2 separate regions of the Homo sapiens genome follow, and region 1 is linked to region 2. The links are chromatin loops, found by intact Hi-C in ENCODE. Cell type or tissue: chondrocyte. All regions are shown on one strand. Links, peaks and the distances in the headings refer to the core of each region. The heading gives the core; the rest is flanking DNA.

Region 1 (2,915 bases), core at 145-2,644, 670 kb after region 2:
CCAGGAGGGACAGAGACGGGATGCGGGGATTGACTCCCACTGCACCCCTCCTCCCCAGGAGGGACAGAGACAGGGTGCGGGGGGTGACTCCCACCACAGCCCTCCTCCCCAGGAGGGACAGAGACGGGGTGCGGGGATTGACTCCCACTGCAGCCCTCCTCCCCAGGAGGGACAGACACAGGGTGCAGGGGGTGACTCCAACCTCAGCCCTCCTCCCCAGGAGGGACAGAGACACAGTGCGGGGGGTGACTCCCACCACAGCCCTCCTCCCCAAGAGGGACAGAGATGGGATGCGAGGGTTGACTCCCACCACAGCCCTCCTCCCCAAGAGGGACAGAGATGGGATGCGAGGGTTGACTCCCACCACAGCCTTCCTCCCCAGGAGGGACAGAGATGGGGCGTGGGGGGTGAACAGCGGACATTTAATACTCCCTCTCTGGGACAAAGCAGGTGCTCAAACTAAAGAGGGTTGCTAGCCACCTGGTCACAGCTGAGGACAGGCTTGGGGAGCCCCTGTCCAGCCCCTCTTATCTGATGACTTATGGCATGCAAGGCCGTTTTAGATACTCACTTCTGGTTTAGGTGCTTATGTGGCTACCTCAGCAGACTCCGTCACCCTCCACAATAGAGAGAGGTGTCACTGGGCATTGCGGGCGTCCCTTCCACATGCAGAGGTCCTCTTCTGAGCCACAGGGATCTCACCTGGGCCTCCCCAGCACCAGCTCCTAGGGCTGCTGGCTCCCTGCCACCTGTCTTACTCGCCTGTCCATCTGCCCCTGTCCTCCCAGAAACGGGAAGGGAGGGAAAAGATGTCTCCCATTCTTGGGAAATCCAGATGGGAGGGTGGACATCCGTGCTGTGGCCCCCACATAGACTCATTTGTCCTGCACTTCGCAATCACTCAGTCTCTGAAGAAGACCAGCCTCACTTTCTGAGCTATTTACAGGGCCTCCAGGGCACCACCTTTGCACACATGTGCCCCGGAGCCTGCAGGTCTGCAGAACAATTTCAGACACGCAAGAGGCTCAAATCCAGTGAAAGAGAACAAACAAGAGAACCCAGGGATGTGGTTGCTGCGGAAACTCAGGGGACATTCGGTTTCCAGCGTGGACTCCAGCTAATGTCGCCATCTAGTGGCCAGCATGGAGAGATGCAACCTGGGCCAGAGGGCCCATGGAAAGCCCCAGTAATTCTCCAGTTCCATCAGACCCTCCCCCGCCATCAGACCCTCCTCCATCAGAGCCTTCACCTCCATCAGACCCTCCTCCATCAGATTCTCTTCCATCAGACCCTCCACCTCCATCAGATCTTCCACTTTCCAGTGATTCACAGCTTGGGATCCTGGGCCAGGAAGATTGAGATCCCAATAGTGTCTGAACATGAGAACCTCCAGGGACCCAGAACCCCAGGAGCCCAAGGCCCACTGGCCTTGGGGAACCCCTAAGCCCTCTTCCCACATCTCAGAGGTACTCTGAGTTCTAAAGCCTGCAAAGACCCTCCTTCCCATCCCCCACAGAAAGCAGAGGGTGGCATGAACTTTACACCCAATGAGCTTGGTTTGAATTGCAGTTCCTTCACTGGCCAGCTGTTTGGCTTCAGAAAAGTTGCTGTCTCCATTTCCTCAACTGCGCAGTGAGAACAATCATTTGTGGAGGGCTTATAATGAGGCTTGTATAGAATATGTCTATGTCAGTTTCCCCGCTTCCACAGACAGGAGGATTTGAGTTGCCCACTCAGTCTGTTAAGAGATCTTCTGGGAAGTCTCCAAGGCCCTGAAGTCTGGCCTTACAGGTTGTGCACTGCACAACCCTGGGGTGACATCTGCACTGGAGAGCAGTGAACAACTTCTACAGACATCCAAGGGTCACCCAGGGGCCCTCCCTTCCTCCTTCTGTTTCCATACACTTTGGATTTAATCCCTTAAGCCATGCCAGTGGAAACAGTCTAGGATCGGAGGGTTTAAGCTGCAAGCAATATGCATGCTGATAATATTCTTAAACAGCAGTCATGACACAGCAGCATCCCAAAGCCCTTCCAATGAAGTAATGGGAACAGGTGCACAAGTCCATATGCATAGACGTGCATTTTTCTGTTTCTCTCTCTTCCTTCCACCAGAGGCCTCCCTGTATTTACTGCACGTATTATAGTATCCACAGGGGTTTTTCTTCAGATGGATTGTGAATACTTGAGGGCAAAAACTCTGCCTCATTTTTCTTGTCTTCCTCATGTCAGTATATAAACTGGGACTCAATACACATTCCTTGGTTGGATGGATGGATGGATGGATGGATGGGTGGATGGATGGGTGGGTGGATGGATGGATGGATGGATGGATGGTTGAGTGGATGGTCAGTCAGATGGTTGGGTGGATGGGTGGATGGAGGTGGATGGATGGATGGAGGGGTGGATGAGTGGGTGAATGCATGGGTGAGTGGTTGGATGAATGGATCGATAAATGGTTGAGTGGATGAATGGATGGATGGTTGAATAGATGAATGGATGGTTGGATGGATGAACAGACAGATGGATGGGTGAATGGGTGGATGGGTGGGTGGGTGGATGGATGGACAGACGAGCGGATGTGTGAACAGGTGGACAAATGGGTGGTTGGGTCGGTGGGTGAATGGATGGGTAGATGGTTAGATGGTTAGATGGGTGGATGAAGGGACCAGGTCAGGGGCATCTCACAGCACACATGCAATCATCACTCTCAGTACTTACCATGGCTGTCATCATCTGACTTCAGCGTCTCCCTCCCCCACAAGACCGTGTGCTCTGTGAGGGCAGGGCTTGGTCTGTCCCTCTCATCACTTCGCCCAGAGCGCTAAGCTCAGGGCCTGGAGCACTGTGAGTGCTCAGGAAGTGTTTGTCGAAGAATAGACTTGGATGGGGGAGGTAGGATGACAGGAAACCAA
Region 2 (2,915 bases), core at 323-2,822:
CAGCAGAGGGATGGTGTCAGCAATTAAAGAGTGCCTTTCCTACCCTCTGTGGTGCCTCTTTCAGTAATACGAAGTTAAAACTGTGATTGCTCACCTCATTTTTTTATTATTATTATTATTATTTTTTTTTCTTGAGATGGAGTCCCACACTATCACCCAGGCCAGAGTGCTGTGGCTTGATCTTGGCTCTCTGTAACCTCTACTTTCTGGGTTCAAATGATTCTCCTGCCTCAGCCTCCCAAATAGCTGGGATTACAGGCGCCTGCCACCACGTCCGGCTAGTTTTTGTATTTTTAGTAGAGATGGGGTTTTGCCATGTTGGCCAGGTTGGTGTTGAATTCCTGATGTCAGGTGATCCACCCACCTCAGCTTCCCAAAGTGCTGGGATTATAGGCATGAGCCACCGTGCCCAGCCTGATTTTTAGTTCTTATGCAGGTGCTTTTTTGTGTAGATCATTGTTAAATTTGGGAGGACAATTGGTGGAGGATTCCATTTGGCCATCTTGCTCCACCTCTTTTCCCCTGTGTTGTTTTTTGACATGTCCCATCATTCTTTGAGCACTGCCTTGTTTCTATAAAAAAAGATTTCAGGCTTATTTTGTACCTTTCCTGCCCAAGCTCTACAATCAGCCATTTCTCCAGGGAGCCCTGATTTTATATATTGGAGAATGGTATTTAGAAACCAAGATCTGAGCTCTAGGTGTATTCATTACTGTTGAGGTCTAAGGCCTTCTCAGTGGACAGAGCAAGGAAACAAGCATATTAATACACACATTTCTATGCGGATCTATTTCTGTACTTATATTGAAGACCATGAGTGCACACCAGTTCCTCCGACCCAACCCCATGGAGCGCATTCTCATTTTCTCCCTTTCCAGATTTGTGACTCCCTTTTCCAACAGTGAGAAACCTGGTTCCCATTATCATCAGTGTATTTACTATTGTATCAATCCCCAGTGTCTGACCAATTTCCAGTGGATGACCCACCTCCTAACATGGATGTCCTGACCACTCTTCTCGGGTCCTGGCACTCTGTGGGCCACTGCTGTCCCCATAAGTAAACTCTCCTCATCCCTTTTGGGATCTGGAACTCTGCACCAGGACAATTCTGGGGCCAGGTCCCGTGGATACCTCCTCATTGCATTGGGGCTTCTGGAGGCAAGAAGTCTGAGATCAAGGTGCTGGCCTGGTCGGGTTCCCAGTAAGGGCTCCTTTCCTGGCTTGTGGACAGCTACCTTCATGCTGTGTTCTCACATAGACTTTCTTCTTCTCTCCTAGAGGGGTACCAGTCCTATCAGATGAGGGTCCCACCCTTATGACCTCATGGAACCTTCCTTATTTACCTCCTAAAAGCCCCATCTCCAAATGTAGTCACATAGGGATTCAATATTTGAATGTTGAGGGATACAACTTGGTCCATAGTGCCCAGCTGGGCCCTGCCACCCTACCATCCTACGCTGGTCTGCCATCCTGGCCCCTCCACCACCTGGACTCTGACACCTACTCCAGGCCTGTGATGCTGCCCCTCCTCCTGCTGCTGCGCTTCATGCCACCAGGGGGCCCACCATCACCTTGCTCAGTCTAATAGATTTTAAACTAAATTATTAAGGAAGGGAGAGAAGGAGAGAGTGAGGAAGGAGAAGGAAGAGGAATGGAAGAAGTTGAAAATATATTAACTTTTTGAATTTAGGTTTTACATATTTGAAAACATTTACTTGGTGGCTCATAGGTTCAAAGTTTGCCTTTCCTCAAAAATTCTTCCTTTTACTACTAAGCCAGGACCCTCTTTATCCCTAATAAAGCTATTTGTCTCAAAGTCACTTTTGTGTGATATCAAAATTGTGACAACAGCTTTCTTTTGATTTCGTATTTTCTTGGTATATTTTCCCCAACTCTTTTCTTAGTCCTCCTTTTTTCATTATATTTTAGGTATGTCTCTTGTAAACAGCAGATGGCTGGATTTTTTTCTTTTACTTTAAGAAGTCTGTCTTTTAACTGACTACATTATTTATATGAAATAGAATTCTAGTATATTTTGACTCAGTTTTCCCAACTTATTTCGTATTTTCTTTTTACTGCATCCACTTTTTAACTGGCATCAACCCCCTTCTTTTGGGTTGGTTGTGTTTTACGCACCTCCTCCTCTTTTCCTCACTCCACTGGTTTGCAAGTTATACATTTGATTTCTTTTCTTTCAGTGCCATGCTCTGATAAAATAAAGGACATTTATTACAGAAAAAAACCCCGTAGTGCAACAACTGCCTCTTCCTGGGGATGAGTAAGCACTCAGTGACATGGAGCCCGGATTTGCTCTTAGATAAGGAGGGATAGAGACCCTCTGGAAGGGCTGTGGGGATGCAGCAGTGGGGTGGCTAGGCTCAGCATTGAGGAGCCCCCATAACTCATGCTCATTCCCTGCACACAATGAGGACTGTGGAAGCGTTTCTTCTGCTTCTCTTAAAGCCCTGGAAACTGAGCTGTGGCTTGATGGATTGGCCTGTTGGGGGTATCCAGGGAGTGCGCGGGAGATGTGGACCAACAGACTTGATGATTGTTTCTCAAGCACAATCTTCCTGGGGAAAAGAGAATAAAGAGCTCAGACAGTGAGATCCCAATAAAATGAAGATGGGAATTTATTGTTGAGGAAAAGAACCTGCTATGTTTGAATGCTTGTCCTTTCCCAAACCCATTTAGAAATTGATCCCCAATGTAGAGATTAAGTTTAAGAAGTGATTGGGGCCAGGGGCAGTGTCTCACACCTGCAATCCCAGCACTTTTGGAGGCCAAGGCCAGTGGATCACCTGAGGTCAGGAGTTTGAGACCAGCCTGGCCAATGTGGTGAAACCCCATCTCTACTAAAAATACAAAAATTAGCTGGGCGTGGTGGCAGGTGCCTGTAATCCCAGCTACTCAGG

Evidence for each region. A loop is a pair of places that touch in the nucleus more often than their neighbours do. Peaks named below come from ENCODE experiments on the same cell type or tissue, not always from the same donor. Only the 100,000 strongest peaks of a DNase experiment are listed, where the experiment ranks them.
Region 1: it touches region 2 in a loop (8-fold over the local background); 8 of 110 quality-filtered maps call a loop at or near these places.

What each region holds. Positions count from the first base shown.
Region 1 is chr21:42,143,902-42,146,816 of GRCh38, reverse strand. No RefSeq gene overlaps it. Among named protein-coding and RNA genes, the nearest start is that of UMODL1-AS1, 37 kb to the right of the region's middle. In chondrocyte, for the core only: a CTCF peak has its summit at 1,134 (motif pointing left); no DNase peak of the experiment used is centred there.
Region 2 is chr21:42,817,069-42,819,983 of GRCh38, reverse strand. No RefSeq gene overlaps it. Among named protein-coding and RNA genes, the nearest start is that of LINC01668, 39 kb to the right of the region's middle. In chondrocyte, for the core only: CTCF peaks have their summits at 1,353 and 1,555 (motif pointing right); a DNase peak (open chromatin) is centred at 1,508.